Linked DNA regions of Homo sapiens: region 1 is linked to region 2. A link is a loop called in an ENCODE intact Hi-C map of the cell type or tissue named here. Cell type or tissue: IMR-90. All regions are shown on one strand.

The links. A loop is a pair of places that touch in the nucleus more often than their neighbours do. Peaks named below come from ENCODE experiments on the same cell type or tissue, not always from the same donor. Only the 100,000 strongest peaks of a DNase experiment are listed, where the experiment ranks them.
Region 1: a loop joins it to region 2, with 2.4 times the contacts of the local background. A loop is called at or near these places in 2 of 110 quality-filtered maps.

Annotation. Positions count from the first base shown.
Region 1 is chr12:105,980,171-105,988,170 of GRCh38, forward strand. No RefSeq gene overlaps it. Among named protein-coding and RNA genes, the nearest start is that of NUAK1, 150 kb to the right of the region's middle. In IMR-90, no CTCF peak of the experiment used is centred here; DNase peaks (open chromatin) are centred at 3,641, 6,761 and 7,461; H3K27ac peaks cover 1,126 bases.
Region 2 is chr12:106,079,460-106,087,459 of GRCh38, forward strand. NUAK1 (NUAK family kinase 1) reads right to left here. Exons shown (of 7, transcript NM_014840.3): 3 at 7,275-7,426; 4 at 4,405-4,470. Among named protein-coding and RNA genes, the nearest start is that of NUAK1, 55 kb to the right of the region's middle. RefSeq lists an enhancer at 1,432-1,932. In IMR-90, no CTCF peak of the experiment used is centred here; DNase peaks (open chromatin) are centred at 1,122, 2,952 and 4,702; H3K27ac peaks cover 2,502 bases.

The DNA.
Region 1 (8,000 bases), 99 kb before region 2:
TGGGGCTCCATAATTACCTTCAGTGGCCCTAAAGTATTATTTAACACATATTCTGGTTTATAAGACAGAAATAATGATGAATTTGCCTGGTAATTACACAGCACTTCCCCACTACATATCCTGCCAGTAGCTGATACTTAGCCCATCATTAAGGGGCTAGCAGTTGCTTTGGTAAATAAGAAGTTCTTCTCATTACTGGTCTCCAGGCACATAAAGCATGATTAAAATGCCATTAGTGACATTTCTCCAAAGGGCAAATCCACAAGTCTGTGTGAGAAGCCAACTTTCCTTAGATTAAATGTTTTATTTCTGTCTTTCTGACAGGAGCAATAGAAAGGAATCAATTCTAACTCAAGCATCTGCTCCCTGAAAACTTGTCCTTAATGAAACAGAGCAGACGATGCAAAATCTGCCCTGGCTCAGGGTCACAGGACAGGAGTTGCCACTGTTTTCAAGATGAAGATGATTCTTTAACTCATCCAGATGGCTCTGCCCAGTTGAGGAGGAGCCCAGGCCTGGCGCCACCACCCTGTGGTGGGCTGGGTCAGCACATTGAGGGCCAGGGCAAACCGCAAGCTCTGGATGGGTCTTGCTGGCAGCCTCCTCCTCCAAGGATGGGGCCTGAGAGGCTCACAGAGAGCTGGGGCTCTTTGGAGAGGGGGGCACCCTGGTTCTTGGGCCACTTGCGGGTACACATGAGGAAGGAATGTACACACATCAGATACCAAAGCAGGGAGATGCAAGCCCGGAACCAGTCTCTTTGTCCATGACAAGGACCCTCGGGAAGGCTGCCTGACATATTTAGTCCGGAAGGCAGTAATTTGAGGGGCCATGGCTCAGCTCTAACTGCCCTGAGCTCAGCCATTTGCATCAGAAAGAAATTGACTCTTTGTAATCAATAGAGGGCTTAAAGAGGGTGGTCAACCACTATGGCTGGTGGGCAGGACAGGGAGTGGGCCCTCTGGAGCAAACAGGGCTCTCGTTACCATTCCATTCCAAGCTATCCCATTACTGAAGGGAACGATTCAACAGCAAATATGAACTCAATTCCAAATCCCAGTGCCAAGGCAAATGGCCAGTCCCAGCGGCCTTTTTCTTTAGTAATGAACTCCAGGCCTCTGGCCTTGACTTTGGAAGTGACTTGACTTACCATGGAAGCCAGCAGAGAGTAGCTGGGAAAAGTTCAGAGTTAAAGTCAGAAGATCTGGATTCAAATTCCAGCCCTGCTCTTCAATGGCTGTGTAATATTTGGCAGTTACCTCTATCGAACTTCAGTTTCTTCATTTGTAAAACAATTTGAAAAGACTATTAAGTTCCGTTAGGCCAGAAACCACGCCCATTCTATTCATTGCTGAAGTCCCCACACCCAGCCCAGTGCCTGGCACCTTCTGAATCTATAATCAACATTTTTAATTGAATAAGACTAGGGAAAATTCATTGCACAGTTAATTTACATAAATCCATTCATTTGCATTCAGTAAAAAGCAAAGAGAGAGAAAGAAAAATAACAATTTAAAATAATGATTTAATTAGTACTGAAGATGTTGCTTGATAATCCACTCCAGGCATCTGTGCCCCAGAGTAATACCAAAGCCAGATATGCGGAGTTGCTCTTCTCTAACTTCCTGTTTGTGAGAATCTTGTACTGAACCCATAAAGGTATACTTCAATATTGCACTGTAGAATATATGCTCTCACTAAATAATATGCAATGTGTTACTATATCCATCCCACATAATTTACAAGTATTACTGCATTTGGCTGTAATCCGAAAACTTTTTAAACTCTACTTTATGGATGATTTATAGGAGGTTCCAGGGACATTTCGATTATACCCAATTTTTGCTTTAGATTTGACCTCGACAGCCTTACCCTGCAGCATTTGGGTTATGTCACAGGGTCACTGCAAGTGAACCGGAATGTAACTATTGTGATCTAGAAACACTAGATAAAAATAGCTGGTATCCTGCTCAGTGCTTTTCTGCACAGCTACTTAGCCTGGTCAAGGTCAAGAGGCTTGATTACAACCCAGACCTCTTGACTGCCGGCTTGAGTGCTGGCAGGCACAACACGATTTCCCTCAACAAAAACTTGTTGAGTAATTATTAGGCACTCAGCAAAGTGCCAGCCACACAGTGTTGTGTGAGAGAAATATAAGGCAGAAAGCACTGGCCACCAAACGCTCAATGATTTGCACAGACGAAATAAGCACCCAGCTGGCCCCAAAGTATGCAAACCTTGGCATTCTACCTGAAGGCGGAGGCAGCTACTGGGGAGCCTGAGGTGGAGAAGCAGTCATACACATGCGGTATCACCCACCAGTCCTTGCTACCAAGACCCATTTCTTCCCTACCCTAAACTGCCTGTTAACTGTTGAATTTTTTTTCCCAATTCAAAGCTTTCTTGTTTCCATTTTATTTCACTGTGTTTCAAATGAAGAAAGGAAATACAAGGTGACTTTTGCCTTTCATATTCTAACCACATCCCACTCCATGTCCTCTACTGCCCAGGAAGTCCCTCCAGACACAACCAGCAAGGCAGAGGAGGTATGTACAATCCTACATTCATCAATGAAGTGCTACAGTGAACAGAGAAGGGGACATGGACTGAGGTCACCAGGAAAACCTCCATGGGAAGGTCAGAGTTACAGAAAGGCCTAAGATGAACTTGACCTTGAGAAGCAGACTATGAATTATATCTGTTGATTCTTCTTGTGCCACATCCATTCACCCTCATTCTCATAATAGGATCCTGATACCCTTTGGGGAAAGACCCCATTGCATGGCCCTAAGAATGAGCAGGGAACCCAGGCATGGAAAATCATGGGAATCTCATCCCCTTGACTACTGTGATTAGCTCATGGATGAACATGTTTGTGTCCCAAGATGGCCTAATCAGTCCCATCCCCAGGACTATTGCAAAAGAAGCAATCTCTTTCTATAAAGTTGCTAACCTGGTAGCCTGAAGCAGCCAGGGACAGATCATCCAGTGCCTGCCTGAAACTGAAGCCAATAAGGAAGAAAACATAGTCTAGACATGGAGAAATGGACAAAACCAGGTCCTAGAAAAATCACTGGAATCCCTGAATCCAGCAATACCTGACTTTGATGTCAAATGGTCCTGGATTTTTAAGTTACATTTTACTCAATAACTGTAGCTTGGGGATTGCTTTTTGCGGTTTTGCTTTTTGCTTAAAGCCAGTCCAAATTGGGTTTCTTTCATTTGCGGTGGAAAGAGCCCTAACAAATTGACTCATAAAAAAGAGAAATGGCGGAACAAACATGGAGAACAGCAAGAGCAAGGACCTAGGGACAAGGGTATGGGTCTTTTTCTCAAGCATATACATTGAGAATCATAGAAGATAAGAGGCCAGGGAGCATATTATGAAAATATCATGTGATAGGAAGAGGCATTTGGACTTCCCCTGAACTTTTGAGAAGCAAAATCCAGAGCTGAAATCAGGAAAATACATGCCTAGACCCAAAGGTATCTCATGAACTGGCTGGTCCAGTTGCTGTTCCTCTCACTCAGGGAAACATCTGCCACATGCCAGATGCTGTACATCTGTGGTTAGCATTGTTCCTTTAAAGAATAACACAGATTCTTCTCCAGGCGAGCCAAACATTTTCATTAGCTGTGGTCAGGGAGGGAATCAGGCTCCTTCAGATGAGTTTCAGCTGACACACTCCTGTGGGGCACGTCTTTCAGGGAAGCTGATTCATCTTCAGTCGGTCAGCTGTGAGGGATGCACACCTGTGTCCTAGGATGACTTTGAGGGAGTGGGGGACAAAAGACCTTGCTGGGCTTCAGCTGCCTCTGCAGATGCTCTTACACTGGGGCTGACACAAGTGCAGCCACGCCCAGCGGGTAGCCAGCAGTAGGGTTGTTCAGCTCCTAGGAACCCCCACTGAGGGCTCTTCCTCTGAGTTCTGTCCCAACCAACAGCTGGAGTTGGGGAGACTGACATCTGGGCTTGATTTGATGCCCCACTTATCCTCCTCTCAGACGTCCACACACTACATTCTTCAACCATTGCAGAATGCAAGTTGCTCGAAGTTACTTTGATGGTCAGGGCTCAAACAGGGATAGAGGTGCAATCACATCATGCCTATATTTGACAAGAGAATTCTGCTCCATGTGCTGAGAGAGACAGAAAACAAAACAGACTGAAAGAGAACAATATAATGGGCATGGACTGAGTGACCTGAACTTCCATCCCACTCACAGGGCAGATGCTATAGTGAGTATGAGATGGTGTGTGTGAATCTGTGGTTCTCACGGTTAAGTCTCGGTTCCTGCAAGCCTCTCGCTGCATCAGTAGCTTGCCTGGCTGAGTATACTGTCGTGTTGTTTAATGATGGGGATACATTCTGAGAAATGGGGCGTTTGGCACACTCATCGCCATGCATATATGATAGAGTGCACTTACACAAACCTAGATGGTAGAGCCTACTACATACCTAGGCTGTATGGTCTAGCCTATTGCTCCCAGGCTGCTAATCTGTATAGCATGTGACGGTACCAAATGCTGTAGGCAATTGTACACAATGAGAAGTATTTGTGTATCTAAACATATTTAAACATAGAAAAGGTACTGCAAAAATACGGTATTATAATCTTATGGGACAATCATCATACATGCGGTTTGTTGTTGACCCAGACATTGTTATCCCCCACATGACTGTGTTTATCAAAATAAGTAGAACTAGCTGTTGGAACAAACAATGCCAAAATCTAAGTGGCATAACACAATAAAAGCTGATAGTCTGCCCCCTCTTACACTGTGAAGTGAATTCAGAGGCTCTTCTTGGTGGCTGTGCTCTGAGCAGTACTCAGAGGACCCAAGACCTTCCATCTGCGACACTGCCCTATCAAACACCCTGGAAGGGGATGAGAGCTGCCGCTCATCAGATTCCCCAGAAGCAGACTTTGAGATGGAGGTCAGAGTGCAGGACTTTCATTAGGGAGTTCTTTGGGGATTAATGCTTGTGGAAGGGAGATAAGGATGCAAAACTGGGTAGAGGGAAAGGTTGAGTTGCCACGCAATCCCCCAAAATGGTTTCTTCCAGCTCTCTGGGAACTATGGAGCTAGGTGGCCTTTCACAGTTGTTCTGAGTCAGAGCCAGGTGATGATGCCATTAAACCTTTATGTTGATAAGTCATTGGATGCAGAAGAGGACCATCTTCCAGCAGCACTCCCTACAAATGAGGAAATAACTTTTTCATCACTAAAGGGAGACCCAGGTGACCATCAAAGCATCCACCACAAGAGTACTGGAGGAGGGGTTGACCATCTTGTAGTAAATAATTTAGGCTTGGTAGTTCATGCCATCACTGTCACAACTACTACTCTGCTATTGCACATGAAAACAGCCATAGGCTGTATGTAAATCAATGAGCGTGACAATGTTACAATAAAACTTTATTTACAAAAACAGGCAGTGGGTCATAGTTTGCCAGCTTCTGAACTATAGGATCACGGAAGTATTTAAGGACAAGCCTAGAAGTGACTTTGATCATTCCTATCCATATTCCATTGGCCAGAGCCCAGTCACCCAGCCCCAGTTTAACTGCAAAAGGAAAGGAAATCTTTCTGTGAGTCCCAGAAGAAAACAAATGGAATTTGTGAGCATCCAGCCAGACTATGCCACAGTGTGATTCTTGTGTTGAAATCCATTTTTTCAATGTGATAGAGCCCTGAAATATATTACACATTTTTACATATCTATTACTAAATAAAATGATACGCACTTTACTTTAAAGGAGACTTACGAGATTTTCAAGGATACTTTTCATCGTGTGTGAATTTTGCTCCATGCACTGATTTTAGAACCTAAGCCTCACGTGTCTGTGATGTCGCATCAAGTGAAGAGCATGAGTAAAGAGTTGGACAGACCTGGGATTACAGCTCAGCTCTGGGTGGCCAGGCACAGATCCTTCTTGATCCTCAGTTTGCCTATCTGTAAAATGAGATGATAATAGTGCCCACTTCATGTGGTTTTTGTAAGGAAAAAAAGTGCTACAATATACATAAAGTGCTTGGTGGTAGTCACACTGTAAGCACTCAATAAATAGCGAAGATAAGAAGAGGTACAGTTCGTGACCAGCCTGGCCAACATGGTAAAACCACATCTCTACTAAAAATACAAAAATTAGCCAGGTGTGGTGGCAGGTGCCTGTAATTCCAAGTACTGGAGAGGCTGAGGCAGGAGAATCACTTGAACCCAGGAAGTGGAGGTTGCATTCAGCCAAGATCATGCCACTTCACTCCAGCCTGGGCGACAGAGTGAGACTCTGTCCCCTCCCCACCCCCAAGAATAGAGGAGGGACACATAATTTAGGTGATCAAAGTCTGCTGTGGTTTGTTGGGTGTGGTGGCTAATGCCTATAATCCCAGCCCTTTGGGAGGCCAAGGCAGGAGGATTGCTTCAGCCCAGGAGTTTGAGACCAGCCTGGGCAACATAGGGAGACCCTCTTTTCTATTTAAAAAAAAAGTTAGCTGGCATGGAGATGCACGCCTGTGGCCTCAACTACTTAGAAGGCTGAGGCAGGGGGATCACTTGAGCCCAGGAGGTTAAGGCTGCAGTGAGCCATGATCATGCCACTGCACTCCAGCCTGGTGACAGAGTGAGACCCTGTCTCAAAAAAAAAAAAAAGTCAGCTGTGGTGACCTTATGTAAGTTGTGGCATCTCCCTGGGCCTTGATTACATCCTCTGTAAGAATGAGGATAATCAGGTGGTTCCCCTCAGCACACAGGCTTGAGATGAGTAAGAGTTTCTGTGGCTCCTATAATTAAAAATAAATAGAAACTGATAGTAATATTTATCTGATAGGGTTGTTGGGGTGATAAAGTTTATCTCAATGAAAATGTGTTGAAGGCAGATTATGTGCTAGGCAGCATAGTTGGCTCTAGGGAAAACAAACATGAATAAGATATTGTATCAGTGATCTGTCCCAGAGCTTAGTGGTTTCAAACAATTTTATTTTCCACAGCTCTGTGGGCTGGCCAGGTGGTTCTTCTGCTGGTTTCACCTGGGCTCTCTCACACAGCGCAGTTACCTGGTTGCTGTGGACTGGGCTCAGCTGGGATGGCTCGGAAGCCTGTGTTCCATGACAGTAAGCCCCAGGGAAAAGCACTTCCCCAGCCTCTGATTGTATTATGATTGTTGACAGCCCATTGGCCAAAGCAAGTCACACAGCCAAGTCCCAAGTCAATGCGGGAGGAGACCACACACAAGGGCACAGATACCAAAAGGAGGGATTCATCTGAGGCCATTACTGTAACCATTTACCACAAATATCTTATCTGTCCTTAAGAATGCTCCTGCGAAATGTCCATCTTGCCCCTGCTAGATGTATCACTCTCCACAGCCATCTCCCCTGACATCTCCCAAGGAAGCATTTATAAGATAACTGCCTGGTGAGCTTATGCAACATTGCATAAGTCTGACTTTCCACTCAGCATCAGACATCATTAGACTCATCTACATCATTAGATCACTCCTACTCACATTCCACTGGCCAGAATCCAGTCACAGGGCCACACTACAACTGCAAAGGAGGCTGGGAAATGTAATCTTTCTCCAGGTCCCAGAACTGGGCACTTGCACGGCCCTCACAGAGACTCCTACATTGATGCTACTTCTGCCTCCACAGTGTTCTTCACACTCTAGGAGACTCACAGAGGGATTTCCCTTTGCTCTTTGGCACTACATGGCTGATAGCTGTAGTCTGGGGGAAGATGGTGGCGTTCACAGGGCAGATGGTGGCATTCACGAGGGTTAGGCTGCTGACCAGGCCTAGAGTAGGATGGGTTCAGGAGAAGCCAGACATTGTACTAAGGTCCCAAAGTCTTGATATGAGCCCCTCACATGGACACTGGGTGGCACAGCCCTATAGAGTATCTCTCTGCTCACCTTTTGAGAAGACAATGTGGAGAGAAAATTTACTTTATAATTTTTCTAGGAAGGTAGCATTTTGTGGGTTGTTCTTCCTCAAA
Region 2 (8,000 bases):
GCCAAGGGAGAAGGATCAGGGAAGGCTTCCTGGAAGAAGAGGCAGTCAAGCAGAGACCCCAAAGAAGGAGCAGGCAAAAAGGAATGAGCAGAGCATTCCAGACAGTGTGAACCATGTGTGCCAAGGTCAAGAAGCCAGAGAGAGCTTGGTGGATGACAGGAATTCAAGTCCTATACCAGGGGCCTTCCCTGACCACTCTAGGTAAAAGAGCAACTCTATTCTTCATTCTCATCCTGCATGGATTTTCTTCACTGCCAGCCAATTACATTATGTGTTTATTTGTTTACTGCTGTGTCTCCAACTGGAATTTTAAGCTCACTAGAGCAGGTACCTTCTCTTCTTCACTGACTTCTGTATCCTCCTCACGGCTCATTATCACTGCTAGTTTAACAACTGCGAGATCCTGAGTTCCAAGACAGAAATTTGGCCATCTAGTTCACTATTAAATCCCCAGCACAGGGTCAAGTACACAGTAGGACCTTAATGAATATTTCTGATCAAATAAATATTGCCCAGAAAAGACGTTCAATTCCTCAGTGAATAAATGCAGGAATGGATGAGTGAATGCAGGTATGCGTGGATATATACACACAACACATGAATTGATTAATTCATGCATGAACACAGAGCTCTCCCATTCATATCATCAAAGCCCAGAGGCTGACTCTCAGCTGCCCCACTTGGTCTTATTAAGCTTCAGAGGTTTCTATCTCATCTTGGCCCTGGCCATTCAAAGCTTCTTTTCTTATCCACAGCAGCCGCGCTTCCATTGTCTTAAGGGGCAGCAGGCCATTTCCCCTATGCCCCTCTACTCTGAGCCCTGGGAGCTCACCAGATTCCCAGCCCTCTTGGAGGAGGTCGGCTGACCCTGGTGCCTGGACCTCTTCTCATTGTAAGACATTTTTACAGGAGCCTTCTATGGGAATTGTCAGCATTCCATTCTCCCAGAGAGTGGGCTGTGAATTTGGCCCGTTTTTTATTAATTGCAAATTAGTGCTGTGCTTGGTGTCTATTTTAGTAGACATGCTTCCAGAGTACGGAATGCAGCCCAAAGCAGCACATTGCTCTCATTCTTTCTGCTGACCGACTGTGTGAATATTTTTAGAAACCACACCCTCTCGCAGTGCCAGATAAATAATTTCCAATGCCAGATGTGTGCTCTGCAAATCAACATCAGGCAGGGAAGGGGAGAGGAATGAGCTACATGGCTCTCCCCACCACTGCAGCGACATGTGACAAGTTTAAACCAGTAGCATTTATATAGGCTTCCTAGGCCAAAGTCCTCCACCCTTGAAACGTGGAAAATGGATCCACATTTAGAGAAGCACCAGAGGGGGCTCCAAGAGAGGATCTTGCTGCTCATGTCCCGCTGGTTCGTGGCTCGTGTGTCTGTGGTCCCCCAGGTCCAGACACGGATGGCAGGGGCTCTCTTGAGCACAGAGGCCGGCTTGTGGCCATGTATCTGCCTGCCTTTGCCAGCATGGGTCCTTTCTAAATATGTTTCAGCAAAATGCTGAGTCAGGAAGAGTTGAGAATATACCACCAGAAGACAAATCAAGACCAGCTGAATCACATTTTTTTAAAACCTTGGAAGTGGATGGGAGATGATGAAAAGATAATTTGCCTGGAAGTCAAACACATGAGTTCTAATCCTGGCTCATCATTCCTTTATTCCAAAATCAAACCATTTTGAAGTACCTACTGTGTGCCAAGCACTAGTCTACACTCTGGGGAAGCAAAGACACAATAATTTAGTCCAGACTGATTCACTGTGTGATCGTGGGCATTATCCTCTAGACTTTCTGGGTCTAATCATTAAAACAAGGGGTTGGAAAAATGACTCCCAAAGTTCTTTAAAGATGTAGGATTCTCAGACCTAAGTAGGATTCCTTGAACAAAGAGGAAAGGAATTTAAAAGTGTTGATAATGGGAAGATCTGGTTTCTCTTTGGGACGTATGTGTGCATGCACACCCGTGCTTTACCTTGGGAAATGCCAGGATTAGAAATTCTTAAGGAAAGGTATATGCCTAAGCCTTAATTGATAATACTGCTTTGTGTGTGTGCTCTTTCCCTCCATCATGCACAGGCACCCTAGGTTGAAGAACTTGGTGCAGGGGAACTGTCAGGCCCAACATCATTGCCCTTTTGCTTACACAAATGAAGCCATTCTCCTGGGCTCCTGCCTCACTGTTTCCCTGCACAATTGCTTTCAGAATTCTAATCATTCTTTTCCTCCATTAGGGAATTACATGATTTCATAGAAAGCTATGTGTCTTATCACTTCTGGGAATACATCATGGGACCAAGAGGTCACACTGCACCATAGAACCCAACCCCTAGGCAAGAGGCTTACATTCCAGGCCTTGTAAAGATGACATTTAGTTTTGAGAGCTCTGGGGGCAGGTGGCAGGAAGGATCTGGAGAGGAAGTCAATAAGGTTGATGACACAAACCCTTAGAAAAATGTGGTGGCCCTCAAACCAAGACCAATTTTTCAGCCATGGCCTGACCACCACTCCCCAGGACCTAGGTAGGCACCTTCAGAGCAGCTGACTTCCGGTTCAATTCCCTCTCCAGTGGCCAGCCACTTAAGAAGGCTCCCAGTATAGTAACAGTTAAGCATGAATTGCTTTGATTGTAGTATTGTCTAAAATCTTCACGTTTATTATTGACTCTCCAGGACTGGGCACAGGGCATTGCACACAGTAACAGTTCAGAAAATACTCCTTGAAACAAAAATGAACAAATAAACAATAATCTGCAGAGACAGGAACTGGCAACTCTTGACAGATGAGGAAACTAAAGCCTAAATCATCAAGAAACTTACCCCAAATCCTGCCATTACTAAGGGGCAGGGTTGAAATATCTAACTCCAAAGCCACTGCTTTTAACTTTGACTCATTTGGACACGAGTGCTTAGCAGTTTACAAAACTAAACACAGAGTGTCTCATTCACTGCTCTAAGCAGGCCTGTGAGTAGTACTGTTACCCCGTTTTACAGCTGAGGAAACAGGGTTAAGTGGTTTTCCCAGTGTCAAGAAGCTAGTAAGCCATACAGCCCGGAATTTCCTAACTCTACAACCAGTGCTCCTTCTAGAATAATCCAACCACTTTGCCAGAAATAGACCCTGCGATTCCACTTCCTATTCCCATGGAGAACTACTTTGACCAACTATTTCCTGCTTATTCTATAGACTACATGTGACTACGGTCAAACACTCTGCAAGAGCAAGAGGTCACTGGGTCATGGCTTCCAGGGGCCTCTCAAAGGATGATGGTGACTAATGGTTGCTGCCATGATCTGTACAGAGAATCCCAACACCAAAGCAACTCCATCCTTCCAAGCAAGGAAACAAGTCTCATCACACGCTCCTCCACTGATAGCAGCAACAACAAAAAAATCATTCCCATGCTTTGCCCAGGGACCAGGGATAAGCCACTAACGTCACCAGCGGCCAATTGGAGGGCTCCTGCTGGTGCCGGGAGTACTAAGGCCGTTTCATAATGAAACCCATGCAGCGAGCTCCGTTTATTTTGAAACCGTATTTGCTTATTTTGTAGACGTGGTCAAAAGGACATTCAGAGGGCTCCCTGGGAGGCACTTGAACCCTGTGGGCCAGGAGAACTTTCTCCAGCTCCAGCAGCAGCCAGCAATAATACTCTCCGTGCAAGTAAACTCCAGCACTTGCTATTTCCCAACAGCAAGCACCATCCCCATTTTAGTCAGCTTCCCAGGTCTATGGCTGGTTTCAGGGGTGGGAAGGTGGAGAGGGAGAAGTAGGAGACAGGGTGGAGAGTGACAAAGAAATAGCCAGGCAAAGAGTTCCAGCTCTAAAATAATTTAGGATCCTGCTAGCAAATCAAGCAAAGCGACTTGAATTTGGGCTCGTGAAATCAGACAGACATGGGTTCAAATCCCAACTCTACTCTTTACCACTGGATTACCTTGGGCAAATTACTTAGTTTTTCTGTGCCTCAGTTTCCCTATCTGTGAAATTATGTAAATAACAGTACCTACCTTGTAGAGTTGTTGTAAAGATTGAATTTAAGTGATAGCAGGCAAAAATATAAAATACATATGAAATATGTATTGGTTGCTAAAAGTATTGTTATGGTGATGATTTTAGACTATGAGCTTCCTGAGGAGAGACACTGTATCTCAGTCATCTCATCTTACCCAGGGAGGAAGAACAATGCCCGGCATATAGTAGGAGATCAATAACTGCTTGTCGCATTTAATTGTTTGAACTGGACTTGGAGCTCAAGCAAAGAGACTCTTCCCCACCAGCCTGCCAGGTAGGAAGTGGCTGCCTTATTTCCAGGCTGCGGCTTGGAGCAGGTTAAGCCTCCATCCGGCTGCAAGACCCAGGCCCTGCATATCAATCGACGACGCAAGGGCTTTACCTTAATATTGCAGTTGTCATCGAGCAGTATATTTTCCAGCTTCAAGTCCCGGTGGACCACACCGTTCTGAAATGAGAAGACAAAGAGGGAATTGAATGGGAGCGGCTGGGATGAGAACAAGAGAGAAAGAGGAAGGAGGAGGGTGAGCAAAGGGAAATGTCTGACAGATTAAAGAAATGCACCAGCCCGGTGGTCTTCACCTCCATCCTTCAGGCTGCTCTCACTGTCTTGACGCTCCCCCGCCAGCGACCAACCAGCGACAGGAGAGCATTAGTCACTTGCTGTGTGGTTAAGGGAAAAATGACTGGAATCTGTTCTCCCCCAGAGCCTGTAAAACAGCAGGGGGATTCTTTGTCGGAATGTAATTCCACTGTGTGAAAGCAATATAATCCCAGGCAGCAGCAAACAATGTCTGTCTGGACGGGATTCCCAGGGAAGAAGCAGATTTCTCTACTGGGGACTCAAGATTGTGGGGCTCACAGGCACTCCTCATCTGTCTGTCTGTGTGCCTGCCTGCCTACTCAACGCTGGAAAGACATCTGGCTCAATCTATTCCGACCTGTTTTGATCTGTCCTGAGGATAACATTTCCTAAGCAACCTGGAGAGAAGACTCAGAAAGTCCCTCTCTGCTCAGCAGGACTCAGGGCTGGGTGAAAGATGAAGCATGAGAGCAGACCAATGAGACTGGGACCACTGGCCTGACCAAAGCAGGTGGCTGCCATCCTGCCTGACCTTTCCATTCAGGCAAACTCTGGCAAGGCTGGAGGCTGAACTTCAATGACCAGCAGCCAGCCAGCTGAAACGTGAAAAGCAGTCATCAGCCAATAGGCTGTCGGTCTACACAGCAGTAAACACTAGCCTTCTTCATTCTTTTTTAAGACCCGATTATCTTTTTAGGGGGTGGGTGGGCATGGGAAGAGCAGTGGGCCCGAAAGAACTGGCTATTTTGGGGTGAGTGGACAAGTAACAGGGGACATTGAATGATTCTGAACATCATTCAGCATAAAGGACATCTGCAATCGAAGCTGCTCTTTTGAGCAAACCAACAGGCATGTTTATGGGTGGTTCTTTCTTGTTTATTTTCCTTTTCATTTGACCATTCTTAATATCTCCAAAAGCACTGCTCAGAGGGAGAAATGAAAACATGTATTTCTACTAATCTTTTTCTAATTCAAGCCTGCAATGAGGTCTTCTGAATTCAGAAATGCACAAAACCGAGTCTGTTAGAAGAAAGATGTGGACTACAAGACACCTGATTCCATTAATTTTAAACATCAGGAGCAGTTTGGTTTACATTGCTGCATTCCTGGTTTTTGTAATAAGATGGAATGAGTCTAATAAAGCCTCATTCATACAGAATCCAAGTGTTCACACACTTCCAATATCAAAAATATCACCTCTGTGGTGATTTACAATGATACCTCATGATGAAATACAAAATATTATACGATTCAAATCATGAGCACATTTTGAGTCAACAAAGAGAGGTCAAATAATGTTCACATGAGTTAAGGGTTTTAGATTTGAGTAACTGTTCTCTAATTACTTACAGAGCCACTCTCAATTAAACATAATATTTAACAAACCAGGAGGCCCCATGTTGAGATCATTTATATGAAGAAGTTGACTCTGTTTTGGATGCCCTGTTGGACTCAAGTCACGTTATCCTCAAAGTAAATGACTGTTTAGGGTGTGACAGATCTGGAGAAAGTCTGAATGAGATGAAATTCATGGCCAAAGTGATGAATAACAATAATGGCTGAGACATGGCTTGTAGTTATCTGTGTACTTTATGCCTTTTCCAGAAACCAAGAGTGGCTCTACTGTGGCTATATTATTATTGTTATTATTATTATTTTGGAGATGGGGTCTCACTTTGTCATCCAGGCTGGAGAGCAGTGGCACCATCATAGCTCACTACAGCCCCAAACTGCTGTGCTCAAGGGATCCTCCTGTCTCAGCCTCCCAAACAGCTGGGACTACAGGTGCGCAACCTCATGCCTGGCTACTTTTTAAAAAAAATTTTAAAGATGGATCTTGCTATGTTGCCCTGGCTGGTCTTGAACTCCTGGGCTCAAGCAATCCTCCCCCCTCAGCCTCCCAACTAGCTTGGATTATAGGCATGAGCCTGTCTGCGGCCATCTTCTGAGCACATCCGTGCATGTAGGTAACCTATGCAAGAAAAGGCACCAAGAGCATAGAAAGGTTTCAAGAACATTTCTCCTAGTAATTCTACTTCTGGAATCTCTCTTAAGTAAATTATTCACATGAGAGGAAAATATTCATATATAAAGATACTGATCACTATTTGTCATAATCAGAAATTAGAAACAGTCTCAATGTCCAACAATCAAGAATTACAAAGAATTTTTAATAATATAGGAAAATATTTAGATTAAAGTATTAAGTAAAAAAGCATGACACAAACGATGTAAAAATGAATCCACCGTGGTACCCTAGATTGGATGCTGGAACAGAAAAAGGTCATTGGTGTCTCCATTTTGACAAATGTACCACAGAAATGTAAGATGTTAATATTAGGGTAAACTAAGAAAGGCATAGATAGGAACTCTCTGTACTACCTTTGAAACTTTCCTGTAAATCTAAAATTATTCAAAATTAAAAGTTTACATAAAAAAATAAATGTGAGAAGGAGGAGGAAGAAGACTGAAAGGAAACAAGCAAAAATGTCAAAAATAGATTATCCCTGGATTCCAGAATCACGGGTGATGGTAATTTTCTTCTTTCTAGTTCATAAATTCTCCATACATGCTCCCATGAACAGATATCACTTTTATAATAGGAAAAAAATCATGCAGTGCCATAAAAACCATCTACGGCCAAAGCTGCGGGCCAGGCGCAGCCATACCTTGTGACAATAGTGCACAGCAGAGACGATCTGCCGGAAGAAGTGCCGGGTCTCCCTCTCACTGAGGCGTCGCCGCTCACTGATGTAATCGTACAGCTCCCCTTTGCTGGCATATTCCATGATGATCACAATCTTATCTTTGTTCTCAAACACTGCAGAGGGAAAACAGCAATACACAAACACCCCGTTTAGCCAACAAGCTCACTTATGCTACAGAGAATGCGAGAGAGGACAACGGAGATGTCGCCAGGCAGAGGATCGACTGATGGGTCAGAACACAAATCAGCCAATTCAGCATCACGAGGCGTGGGGCGTGCTGTCCCGCCAGGTGGAAAATGGTGTGTGTCACCACCACTGTTCCTGGACACGCCTTTGTCATGCTAAGGGAAATGTGGTTCCCTTTTCTGAGGACCCCACTTTCCTTGTCAAGATCATTTCTCATACCCTCTCCCAGAACGGCTTTCCTGTAGACAGGATGATGGGTAACAACAAACACAACCAATAATTTATTAACCACTGGATACGGACCAGGTAGCCGGCCCTGACAGAGCTACTCTGACCCCAAAATGGGTGCTCAATCTTGTCATCTCTTTATAACTTCCCATCTCAGGCAAATAAAACCCAAAGCTTTTAATGTGGCCCACCAAGTCGTGCACGATCCCATGGGCCCCTCTCAGCCCTACTACACACCCATTCCATGTATTTATTTATTCTGTCTCCCCCAGT